Regions from separate parts of the Mus musculus genome. Here region 2 is linked to region 1. Evidence: chromatin contacts called from ENCODE Hi-C data. All regions are on one chromosome and are shown on one strand. The core of a region is the stretch at or near the end of the contact, and the rest is flanking DNA. Distances in the headings are between cores, read along the strand shown. Region 1 holds the start of Bcl10 (B cell leukemia/lymphoma 10). Region 2 holds the start of Rpf1 (ribosome production factor 1 homolog).

Region 1 (6,917 bases), core at 1,914-4,413:
AAGTCAGACAAAACCCTATTAATTCGTTAGTATGACTCCTAAGAGAAAAAAGTGTTAAGACCTTCAAGAGTTTGCTTAGCCCACATCCCTAATTTCATTTTGTTACCATCTGCCATCCTTCAATATTCTGAACTTACAAAGGTCCTGACTTAGGTCCTTGTCAAATTCTGTCTCAAATGCGCTTCCCCAGCTCTGTTATAACCTTAGATCAAAACCAAGCACATCTAACCATCCTATTGCAAGTATGATGCCCTGGTGTTGTCTTCATAGCACTGAGCAAATTTCCCAGTGCCCAGGTGTATAAACGATATGCATACTTTTCACCTTTAATGGCCTACATGTTTGAAGGAGGCAACCCCCAAACATTCTGTCCACCGCTGTGTGCTCTGCATTTCAGAGTGCAGTGCTTTGGATGGATGGAAACTTTATTATAATGTTTAAAGTTATCAGTTCATGGTTACTTTTCTTCAATCAAGAAATTGAGCTATTGTAAAAAACAGAATTTTGTCTTAGTTCTTTTTTTTAAAGATTATTTATATTATGTATGTGAGTACACTGTTGCTCTCTCTTCAGACACATCAGAAGAGGGCATTGGATCCTATTTCAGATGGTTGTGAGCCACCGTGTGGTTGCTGGGAATCGAACTCAGGACCTCTGTTAGAACAGTCAGCGCTCTTAACTGCTGAGCTATCTCTCTAGTTCCTTAGTCCTTAATTTAACTGTTAGTATTACATTATCAACTTCAGAGTATAAAGTTACCTCTATTTGTTAAAAGGAAACAAGTTCTAACAAGATGAGGGTGTGTTAAATAAACAGATGAAAACAGGAGCAGCGCTGAAGATGTACAGCCCTGGGGACCAGCAGTAGGCCTGTGCTCCCCACTAACATGGGAGGACATGGACCAAGACTCTCTATGGATGTGCAAAACCTCATGGTACCAACCCCATATCAAGCTTTCCACCATAAAAACTAATCTAATATCCAAGACAGCTCACTACTAAGAGGATATCAGGCAGGTAACACACACACTGGGGAAAAGGTGAGACTCGTGTCCCTGGCTAGATGCAGTGAGATGGCACAAGATTTTGTCACGGTACTTAGAAGAGTGCTCAATTTGTATCACTATAACCGTATCAAATTCCCATTAAATAATTAAATATTTTTGGACCATAGCTGACCCACAGGCAACAGAAGCCACAGAAAGCAAACCCTGAGACAGACAGACAGCCTCATGTAAACAACTTCCCACCATTTATCAAGACAGATAATACAGAAGGGACACCAAGCAGTTTTGGGGGAAGGATAATGAAAAGTTCAAGTTTTGAAAACATAAGAACATAGCAGGCAGTGGTGGCTCATGCCTTAATCCCAACACTTGGGAGGCAGAGGAAGGGAGTTGAGGCCAGCTAGTTCTACAGGTGAGTGCCAGGACAGTCAGAATTACAGAGAAACAAAACAACAGCCAAATGTATGAAATTATAGTTTGAGTTCTGGTAGACTTGGAAATAAAGTCCTGGAGTTGAGAAAAAAAGGAGATTCAAATAATGCGGATGAATGTTTAAGCTTGTCATAAGCAGTTTCAAAAATAATAGGGTGAATATCTAAGGAACACTATTTTTATAGACACCCTGACGCTTCTCTGTAGTCTCTCTAAGGTTATGGACATCTGACACAGGTCTAACGTGCAACTGTCAGGATGGATGACGTCAATGAACCCCGGAGCAGAAACAAAGGCCTGCAGCACTCTCCTCCCCTATCTACAGACAGGTCTTGTCTTGTTTTGCCAGCTATAAAATGAAAAGCAATTCTCTCCTTATAGGTACTTTAATGATTGTGAGAAAATTCAAAACTGTGGAACATGGGAACAGAGCTCCCAGACTTTACACTTAGGGTTTACTGTCCTCTTAAGGACTATAGTGGGTATCAAAGACCTTGTTTCAAGTAGAATGTGTAGCTTTCCATACAGCAGGTGCCCTACCAACTCCACTGAACACGGAAACTATGGCAGTTATCCTGGCCGTACCTTTCCCTCCTGGTACTTAGCTCTATCAGTTGTAATTATGGGCACAGCGCAATAAACTTTACAAGGGGTAAGTATGGTAGAAAAAGGGGTCTGAAGCACACATACATCTTCAACAACTTGAGGTTAAGTTCGTAAAGACGATTTTTCGGCAGCATTTTGGTGCTAAGTAAGAACGAGTTACCGGTTTTTAATGTGAATTCATGTATATTATCTAAGTTGTGCTCATTTGATTTTTTTTTTTTTTCTGGCAAAAGAAGTTAAAAGGAAGGAAAAAAAAAACGAAGCACGTTGTGGTTAAAGCCATTTCCTCAAATATTACTGTGTCTGTGAAGTTCTACATGGTCTAAGCAGAAGAGTCCAATTTAGTCGGGAGTATTTTCAACGTTTACCTGGGAACCAAGTCTCAGCGAGAAGTACGCACACCCCCTTCATTTAAATACGTGGGCGTCTGATTACTCGGGGAATTCCAGGGCGTGCGTTCAGCTGGCGAGCTTTCCGCAGCCCCCGATAGAGACCAGTTTCACCCATCTGCTCTACGCCCGGGGATGCCTGGTCCAAAGCCCGCTGTGGGCACACTCCGGCGGCTCCCTAGGCTAGCAGCTCCCGCGGCGGTGGCGTGGGATGGGGGATCGGCAGGATGGAAAGCCACCAGCGACGAGCGGATGGCAAGGAAACATCCAAGCCCACCGACAGGCTTAACCGCGGACTCCCGGGTCGCTGGTGGATCGTCTCCAGCCAGCTCCCGGGAAGCAGGCAGGTCGTGCTGTGCCAGGACCCCGCGCTCTTCCGACCTGAAGTTCCCCGTCGCTCAGCTCCGGGTTTCCGCTTTCCTCCGCCCGCCCGCCCCGCTGCGCCCCGCTGCGCCCAGCCCGGCGGAGCTACTCACGTCCTTCTTCACTTCAGTCAAATCCTCCTCCGTGAGGGACGGTGCGGGAGCCTCCATGGCCCAGGCCGGGATGGCGTCCTTCCGGCCCGCGCCACCCCGCCCAGACTAAGGGCTCGGGCCTCCGGGAATCAGGCTGTGACTTCGGGGGGACTAGGAACAGAAGCGGGGGAACGGCCGGCTCACGGACGAGGAGGTGGAGACCTCAACGCCCCACTTCCGGCTCCGCCCCTGGGGCCAGCGGTGCCGCGCTCAGCGTTCTTCCTAACTCAGGCACCACCCTTCGGCGAGGCGGGTCTGCCTGCAGGCCCCACCCACCTACGTGCCAGCCAATCAGTACTACCCTCGGTTACGTCTCTGCTTCCGCAGTGGCTCCGCCCACAGCGGGCGTCCCTCTAACCACGCCCCCTTGTCATTTACATAGGCTTGCGGATTGGACGCCTGAAGGATTTGTTTCCGTGGGCGGAGCACTGGCCGCTCAGTTTAGCGGGATCTCCCCGCCTTCGCAGACTCCTCGTTTGGGTGGAGTGTGGGCTGAGTCGGCCAGAGCATTTTGGTTTGCTTCTCTTTTCCAGATGTTGCGGAACAATTTCCTGTTGTGCTGAGCCAGGTTTTACAGTTGCGTGATCATACGTATATGTATACACGCACACATAACTTCCGTTTGAGGGCCTGCTCTGGGGGGCCACTGCCATTTACCACCTAGAACTAGGGAGACAGGAGCAAGGAGATCTTGAGAGCAGAAAACAAAACGACAAAACACAAAGAAAAAAAAAAAACTGTTAAAAGATTTAAAAATTACCTGCAATCCCATCAATTTAGCAGCACAGGTAGTGTTTGGGTACTTTTAAGTCTCTATTCATTAGAAGCATTTCTCCTTATTAATCTATGCAGTAGAGACAAATTTAAAAAGCTAGGGCCTCTAGGAGTATATTTAAGGTTCTGAAGCTACTTGGTACACAGTTACACTCTCTTATTGTTATCCTTTATCTCTGTTCAGTAAGTAAATTCTAGGGATGCTCTGATGGGGAAGTTGTTTATTGGAGGCCAAATGGCTATTTTCAGAACGATATTTTAACTCGTAGCCCGTGCAAAACGTGTCCTAGTGGATGAGGTGCTCCACATAGAGTCCTAGGCAGAAAATGATTATGTGGTCGATGAAGTAAATCTGCAAGTGTAGACTGAAATGTCAAGAGGACCAAAGGCAACAGGAATCTTTATCTAAAACAAAAGAACCAGTAGAGGCTTAAAGCCACATCTCTGTAGCTTTGATCAGAGTTCTGGAATCTTGGTGTTTACATTATGCCAGGTCTTTTTTTACGCTGATGTCTAGTATACTAGAGTGTTTTCCTGTGTCCTTAGTCATCCGTTGTCTTGTTATAACCCAATTTGCTTAATCATTTGCTCTTTCCTGTAGCAACCATCTGTTGAATGGCAACTACTGAACTACACCCAGATCTTCTTCTAGCAAATCAAACACCTCTGTCCTCCAGCTAGGGTGTGGTGGCACAAGCTAGCTAGCTGTGTTGGCCAACCAACTGCTTGCATCTGACCCAGCTATAAGCAGGAATAAATCATAAACTTACTTAAAACATTAGGAGGGTTTTTTCCTTTTTGCATTTTTTCCCCACATTTTGGATATGTAGGTTTTTTTTTGTTTGAACCCTGCAGATAAGAATATCCTGTCTCAAAATAAAAAACAATAGACCCAGTCATAAGTATTGTCAAAGTTCAAGGTTATTCTGGGCTACTTAGTAAATTACTGGGACAACCTGTGCTATATAGTAGGAGCCTGGCTCCAACAAACAGAAAAAACAACAATAACATCTGTTTCTTCGTGAAATTTACATTAAAGCACGTATTTGTTTGGGGGTGGAAAAGGTAGACATTTGAAAAGTTTCGTGTGTAAAGTGTTTAATATGCTAGAATCTCATAAATACTAAGAGGGAAAGCGACGCTGGGAAATGGAAAAGGTGGAGATGGAGACCACACGGAGATAAAGGATACATTTCCCACGTGCAGGAAGTGAGGGAGGAGCCGTTGGACAGAGGGAAAAAGGGAAAAAGAGCTCTCAGTGGAGAGCCCTGCAATGCAGAGGCTGGGTGGCTGGGGAGGTGAACTCTGCTACGGGCAGAGTTTAATCTGACTTTGCCCAGAGTCATACAGGTTTACTCTGAGTCAGAAGGAAAGCCGCTGCAGGCTTCAGAGGAGCAGAGGGACATATGCAAACTATGCTTTCACTGTTCTGCAAGCTGGCCAGCTACTGCTCTAATCTAGACCCCAGGAGGTAGAGGCCTGGCTGGATTGGGAGCAGTGAGAGAGAGGAGAGCAGGCTGGGTGAGAAAGGCCAGGGCGTTTGACTTTGTTTTGAAAGGCTCCCTGTTGCTATCAAGAAAAGACCAGAGTGCAGAAGAAAGGATGGGAGTCAGAGAAACAGCTGGAAGATTTCATTCTCCAGCCACCCAGATATAGGGCACTGTGATGAATACTCACTACCATCACAAAAAAAAAAATGTCAAGCAATCTTCCTTCTTGTTTTCTTGGGAATAATGTCTATGTTTTCAGGCAAATGTTGAACTGGGTTCAAGCCATCCGCCTTCTTCAGCTTGTGCATGATCATGGCCTGTGAATCTCAATCCTGAGTTTCTAATGTATCACCATTCCTCCATTGGCAAACTCATTTCCCTCCCTTTCGGCTAAGTCACAGGGCCAGACTATAAAGGCATAGCTTCAAGCAAACAAGCCTGTCCTTTCTTTGCAATAAGTACCGATTCCCAAACGCTAACAGGAACCTGCATTTCCATCTAACTTACAAGTGTACCTATATCCTACTCTGGAACGTGAGACACCCGACCTATGTCCTGTAGATTCAATTTAGATGCTACAAGCACAAGGCAGTGGGATCATAGCCTGTGATGTTGGGACGTGATGACATTGCTTAGCAGGTTTCTCAGGGTGTTTCCTCATGGATAAGGGACACAACACAAGAATGCATTTTCAAAGTGGATCATGTTCTGAGGTACCAGTGGTTGTGAATTTTGGGGAGATGTTGTCCATCTTAATACATCATTGACTGTATGATCTTGGAACAATTAGTAGCAATCAATAAAGGAAGAGGGTTTTTGTTTTGGTTTTTGTTGTTGTTGTTGGGTTTTTTTGTTTGTTTGTTTTGTTTTTTGTTTTGAAATGAAGGGGGAGGTATCTTAGGGTTTTCATTGCTGTGAAGAGACACCATGACCAAGGCAACCCTTATAAAGAAGAACACTTAATTGGGGATGGTGTACAGGGGGCTGGTTCTTAAGAAATATTTATTTGTTTAATGTATATGAGTACACTGTTGCTGTCTTCAGACACACCAGAAGAGGGCATCAGATCCCATTACAGATCACTGTGAGCCACGAGGTGGTTGCTGGGAACTGAACTCAGGACCTCTGGAAGAGTAGTCAGTGCTCTTAACCACTGAGCCATCTCTCCAGCCCCTTGCTTTCATTTCTTTTGGGTACAGGCTTAAGAGTGGAATTTCTGGGTCATGGGTTGACCACGTTTAACCCTTGAAGTGGCAGTTTCAAAACTTCTCAGTTGGTTCTACTGTTGAACTGGGGCCAGTGACACCAGCAGAGGTGAGAAACTAGGGATCCATTCTAACAGCTTTGAGAGGGCAGAGTCCTGCATAAGCCTGGGGACCTGCGTAGAAGAGGAAGGCAGGTTTGAAGCTGGTTTCTGGCTTGTTCTAAGACTTGAGAGATTGTTGAGCACAGGCAGCTGATGTGTTTTCAGTTCTGTTTGAGTTGACATTTACACCAATGGCTTGGAGATTCATTCCAGAAACAAGGATGTTCAAACTCTTTTCTTTTTTATGTGTATGTGCGCTTGTATGTGCATTTTTGTATGTCTATGGCTCCATGTGGCATGTATGTGCCCATGCATGTGGGAGCCAGAGGACAGCCTTAGGTATCATTTCTTCTTTGTTTCATTGTGTATGTGTGTTGTGTGCACACATGACACAGCTCA
Region 2 (6,490 bases), core at 173-2,672, 600 kb before region 1:
ACTTGGAAAGTGTCTTGGTTTACGAGTTTTTGTTCTATGACTATAAAAAAGGCTTTAGGAACCTGCTTCTACCTTGGAAAAGGGAATTTTGGGATGCCTGAACCTATGTTTCCAGGCCACTCATATTTGGCTCCAGAATAAACTGTCTCATTTTTCTCTAAGGTGAGAGCTGTGCGAATACTACCTTTGTTCAATTCATTAACATTTCTCACTCCACCCATCTTCCCTTAGTTTCTTCTTAAATAATAATAAATAACTTTTAAGAATTATTTAATGTAGCCGGGCGTGGTGGCGCACGCCTTTAATCCCAGCACTCGGGAGGCAGAGGCAGGCGGATTTCTGAGTCCGAGGCCAGCCTGGTCTACAAAGTGAGTGCCAGGACAGCCAGAGCTACACAGAGAAACCCTGTCTTGAAAAACCAAAAAAAAAAAAAAAAAAAAAAAAAAAAGAATTATTTAATGTATATGAATACATTGTAGCTGTCTTCAGATACACCAGAAGAAAGCATCAGATCCCATTACAGATGGTTGTGAGCCACCATGTGGATGCTGGGAATTAAGCTCAGGATCTCTGGAAGATCAGTCAGTACTCTTAATCACTGAGCCATCTTCCCAGTCCCCTTAAATAATTATTATGAGTATTGTTTTTTATGTGTAAATCAAGGAGACTGTAAATTCAGCTTTATGACAACCACTCACTTAGCATCTACAAAGCCTGAGTCAGGGCCGTAGCGCCTTAAAAATAAAGCAAAATGCCTGATCATTTTCTCCCTCAAAATCCACCAAGAGGACTACATCTTACACAAAACACAGCGTCTTTACAAAACCCTCACAGAATCTATTCAACTTCAAGCCTCTTCTTCTCTCCTAAATTTTCGTCTGACTTCTGGTGTCTGTGGTGTTTGAGTGGTAGACTAGTTTGCTGCTGCTAAGGGGCCTCGCAGCTGGCCGTTTCCATTGTCTGGTAGGCGTTATCAGTTTATCTCAGATGAAAGGATTTTCCTGCATTGCTGCATAAGCATTAAGTCTGAGACCAGTGAGAACGTTGGAAGTGTGATGCTTCTTTGCTCTCTTTTTAATCTTGTTCTGTTTAGAAATTGTTCTATTAGAAATAATGTACAGTCGGGAACGAACTCTGAATTTTGACACTTTCTTTCTTTCTTGGGGGGAGGGGAGTTCGAGACAGGGTTTCTCTGTGTAGCCCTGGCTGTCCTGGATCTCAGGCTGTAGACCAGGCTGGCCTCGAACTCAGAAATCCGCCCGTCTCTGCCTCCCTAGTGCTGGGATTAAAGGCGTGCGCCACCACCAGCGTCCAGCCTTGGCACTTTCTTACATAGCTAATCCATAAAGCAAAGCGCTAGTTCCGGAACTTGGCGGCCCCGGAAGTAAAACCGTATGACCCGGGTCAAAGACAGAGAGCACTTCCGTTTCCGTACAGCCGTAAACAACATGGCGAAGGCCGGCGAGAAAAGTGTTGGTGGCGGCAAGCGAGGCTTGAAGAGGAAAGCTGCCGCTGAAGAGCCTCAAGAGGCTGCGGCCGCGAGCGATGGGACGGCGGAGAGCGGGGTGCAGCCCGCGAAAGCGGCCGCCTTCCCCCCGGGCTTCAGTATCTCGGAGATTAAGAACAAGCAGCGGCGACACTTGATGTTCACGCGGTGGAAACAGCAGCAGCGGAAGGTACGCGCGCGGGGTTGGCGGGGCACGAGCGCAGGGGCGGGGCCGGGAGCGCGCGGGGCTGGGGGGGGGGCGACGTGCGCGCGCGGGGTTGAAGGGGCGGGGCCGGGGGCGCGCGGGGTTGAAGGGGCGGGGCCGGAGGCGCGCCCCCAGCCCCTCGCTTGGCTACGGGGTCCCCAGCGTCAGCCTTTTGCCGGATGAGCTTGGCGTAGGGGAATCCGGCCCTTGCCTGCTCCGTGGGTTGCACTCTCTGGGAAGCCGAGGGATTTGGAACCGACGATCCAGCCTCTGGCCGGAGATGGCAGAGGGTCCGCCCCCTGCCTTTGCGCATCCCGCCTGCCTAGCGTTGGTGGTAAACTCCAGGTCCTAAACGTGGCCCCAGACTCTTTCAAGGAACCATTGGTGAAGTTTCAGCACTGTGAAGTGTCTGTCATAGCTGTGTTTGCTCTCTTCCGCCTTGTGCTCGCACTGAAAACTAGACAGACTTGTAAGTAAGCCTTGCCCAGGATCATGAGGCTCATTTGTGTCTAAATTACAATTTTAAAAATTCCCTATTACAGCATACACAGCAACTAACACATGATTTTATATTTGTGTTCTCTTACTGGAGGACCTTGGCTGGATCTTTTCGTAAGTGCTAGGTCGCTACTGGAGTTCTTTTTATTTATTTATTTATTTTTTAAAGATTTATTTATATGAGTGCACTGTAGCTGTCTTCAGACACACCAGAAGAGGGCATCAGATCCCATTACAGATGTTTGTGAGCCACCATGTGGTTGCTGGGAATGAACTGAGGACTTGTGGAAGAACAGTCAGTTGTGGAGGTTTTTTGGTTTTTGTTTTTTTGTTTTTTTCAAGACAGGGTTTCTCTGTGTAGCCCTGGCTGTCCTGGAACTCACTTTGTAGACCAGACCTCGAACTCAGAAATCTGCCTGCCTTTGCCTCCCAAGTGCTGGGATTAAAGGCGTGCGTCACCACCGCCGGGCTTGATTTGCAATTTTGAGGGAGGAATGTCCTAAAAGCCTTTTTTTTTTGGACTGAAGATCAGTAGGCACTACAGAATGTGTCAGACATTTTGTCTAGATTCAGGAGATTATAGTGTATACTAAGTAACAACTGAACATGTTTGCAACTTCCTATTGACCTTAATAGGTAGTTTTGGTTATAACCTATAAGAATAACTAGTGGTGACCTTATTGGAAATGTCCTGAGAACTCATCTCCCATTTCTGTCTATTTTCAGTGCTTTTCAAGAGAAGTAACCATTATACCCATAATCTTTAGAACGCATCCACTAGGGGAAAATGTACTTGTTCATTCATACGTTTAATTAATTGGAAGTATTATAGTAAAAAATTAAAGTTACTGAAAGTTTAAATGTTCAGACTTAATGTTGATTTGATGGAAGCAAAACAAAGAGCAAGCTCTTTGTCAAATGAATCTTCTTGATTAGCCTGCCCATTTGTAGTTCAATATTTTAGCTATTAAAGAAAAATCGATAAGTCTAGTTGTGAGTGGGAGTATGCACCTGTAATCTAAAACACTAAGGAGTCTGAGGCAGGAGGATGGTCAGTCAGAAGCAAGCCTGGGCTATCTAAGCAGACCTTTAAAAAGTTTCATGTGCTTATTTTAAAAGGTTATAGTAATTTCTCAGAGCTGACTTGTAGTTTCAGTATGAGTTTATGAAATAACTACTGGTTTCTCAATATTGTTTGCTTTTATCTCAAAGGAAAAGTTGGCAGCTAAGAAAAAACTTAAAAAGGAGAGAGAGGCTCTTGGCGATAAGGTAAGTAAGGTTTATAGCCTTGTATTTTGTCTTATGAAGTATTTCCTGATACTGTGTTGGTTTCTTCTAAGACATTTCAGATGTATAAAAATAATGTACTAAATCCCTTTGTACTCTGTACCCAACTTAGCAAATAGTGGTGACAACTCGTCCCCTATTCTCAGTAGCTCGCTCAGATGGAGTTGCTGGACTTCCCTGAGCTGTGCCTTCCTAGGTGCTTTGTGTGCAGGTGGTAAGCGCGGTGTGCTCAGGAGGCAGGGAAAGCTCTCCCTGCTGTTGGAACTGGGAACTCCCACTTTAGGCTTGGGGTTTAACTCTTGTGACTTGAAGCTAAAAGAACTACTAAATATTCCTGCATTGTTACAAGACGAAAGTTTTCGTTTTTTAAAATTTTTACAAATATGCTTAATTCATAATTTAGCGTGTAAGATTTTTAAAGCCTATGGTTCTCCTCCCCTTTACCACCTATAAATACCAAGTGAGAATAGGATTTCTGAGAAAGATAAACATATTCAGGCTGTGTACAGACTAAGCATACTACTTTTCATGCACTGTCCAAATAGGATCAGTTTAAAACATCTAAAGTCATCAATATTAGATTATTTTGACCTTCAGCATTCTAATACATCATATAATCTTATCATCGGATTGCAGCAAATTCATGTGCAGGCCGGCCTTTAACACATCGCTGGCCCTGGGTTGGGGTGTATGTAGGCTTTCAGCTGGTATATACCACACCCTGCCTAACTGAACACAAAAAGTCAGATTTTGGACTGAAAGATGACTTCCTGGAATTATCTTTAAAGATTACATAAGAGTCAGCAAGAGAACTCGGTAAGGTAAAGGCACTTGCTGCCAAGCTTGGCCAGCTGAGTGTAATTCTAGAGCCCACTGGGTGGAAGGAGAGAACCAACTTCCACAACTGCACACCTTACACACATCCACATCGCCCATCCTGAGTAGCACCTCAGTTCACCGTTCCTTCAGGTCACTGTGTGGCATCTGTGTGTTCTCCTAGTTCTGCTGTACTCCTTGCAAGTATGTTGATACCATAAACTCGGCGGCATGATAATTCTGCATTATCTGGTCATGTGGTATGCAGGGTGTTATCTTGATGTTTGTTTCCATTACAAATGGCCACCACATAGACAATTTATTTCTTTCCATAAATTAACCCCAAACAGAATTACTGGGTCGCTGGATAGACTTGCCACGTTTCTGAGGAGATCGCGGGAAGTACAGAAACAGTCACCTGGATTTGCAACTAACTAAACTTTTTTTATTTCCATTCTGCTGACTCCCTTTACTGTTAGATATTATTTTAGACAGGGATAATTTTTGTGATTCCTGTCTTAGTTTTAAGTCACTTCATTCTGTATTTACCACGTATGTCTTCTCAGATTGTTAAGGGGTAGTGTCATTGCCCCCACTCTATTCCTAGGATTTAGTAACAGTGGTTGTGGATGGAAATAAGGACAGGTTGTTCTGAGGTTATTTGAAGAATGTCTTGTTTCCCCACAGGAATGTGAAGTTGTTAATATAAACTGCTTCTAACACTCGGTGTTTCCCCTCTTACTTAGGCTCCACCAAAGCCTGTTCCCAAGACCATTGACAACCAGCGCGTTTACGACGAGACCACAGTAGACCCCAATGATGAAGAGGTAATGTCAGAAACCAAATGTGAATGATCACCCTTGGTGTGTTGCTGTTTGACGTCGTGGTGGTCGCAAGATGTAGATATCTCTTCTCCCCTTCCTCATTGTCTCTTTCCCTGTCTCTGTCGTTAGGATTTGTCTAGAACATCTGATAATGCACGCAGTGCACCAGATGATGCAGTCTGGGGACCTGCATACATTACTTCACTTAGGTCTTCTTAAATATTAAAAATATGGTTTAGTAAATTTTGTATCTTCTCCATAGTGGTTTTACGTAAGTCTTCTTGGAGCTGCTCCTGCTGCCCTGCTTCAGTTTCCCTCTGGCACATGCGTCTCTGAAGATGGCTTTGTTTGCTAGTTTGTAAACATAACGCTTTGTTTGCTAGTTTGTAAACATAACGTTGATTCGAGGGTAGTGGTCCTCTAACCATAGCTTGCCTAACCTGGCTTCTTGTAGTTTATCTAAATATTAGCTTCATTTTACATTTTAGATAATTATTTCTCCAAAGACAGATTTATTTCTTGCTTTATTTTTTCTTTTGTTCTGACTGGAACTTCTGCTGTAATGTTGAGTGACTAGAAGAGGCAGTGCAGGGGTCCTTGAGTGTTCCTGATAAGAATCCTGCTGGTACCATCTCCTTGATGTGGATGTCGTCAGCAGTTTTTCTTATGCTTTACAGAAATCACACTTAGGCTTGGATCCATCATGAATGACCATAGAACCCTTTTTCTGAAAATGCTGAGATGCGTATGTGTTTGTTCCACATATTACCTTAATGCATCTATGGGTTCTCTAAAATTAGTTGAAAATAAGTATCTTGCATTCTTGGGATAAACTTATTCTGGTTATGATATTCATTATTTTTATACGTTGTTTTGGGTTGTTGATTTGAACTCATGACTAAAATTATAGTAATGTCTCCTTATGATTCCTAACATTTTTTCTCCTTTAAAAATAAAACCTCGTCGTTTTATCGTGCGAATAGAGATCATCCTGTAGCAAGGAGAGTGGGAGGAGGAGGAGCTAGGCCGGCCTCTGTTTGAAGAAAGCCCGTGTTTATTCTAACATTTGCTTTTCGTCAGTCTAAGTTTGTGTTCTCTCAGAGTAGTTTTTCTTTTATCTTTTCTACTGAATTTTGTTTCATTTCTATCTCCCTCTTGTTTCCTTCTACTTTCATTGAGCTTCCTCTATTTTTCATTTATCTATTTGCTCATTTTTTATTTTCTTTACTATGAGCCATAAAATTCCCTTTGAGTATCATTCTCAGCAAATCCCACAAGCTTGAAAATGAGCTGCTTTCACTGTTATATTTAAATCAGTTATTTTTATAATGGAATATTTGTTAATCATTTATTTGTCTTTTCAATTAAAAATTT

Evidence for each region. A loop is a pair of places that touch in the nucleus more often than their neighbours do.
Region 2: a map of v-Abl transformed pro-B cells shows a loop between it and region 1 (4-fold over the local background). The contact joins the promoter of Rpf1 here to the promoter of Bcl10 in region 1. A Hi-C loop is called at or near these places in 2 of 37 maps with a recorded cell type or tissue (T-helper 1 cell and v-Abl transformed pro-B cells).

What each region holds. Positions count from the first base shown.
Region 1 is chr3:145,920,508-145,927,424 of GRCm38, reverse strand. Bcl10 (B cell leukemia/lymphoma 10) reads right to left here and starts at 3,163. Exons shown (of 3, transcript NM_009740.2): 1 at 2,910-3,163. The coding sequence starts at 2,966.
Region 2 is chr3:146,516,355-146,522,844 of GRCm38, reverse strand. Rpf1 (ribosome production factor 1 homolog) reads left to right here and starts at 1,422. Exons shown (of 9, transcript NM_027371.3): 1 at 1,422-1,676; 2 at 3,402-3,458; 3 at 5,039-5,119. The coding sequence starts at 1,449.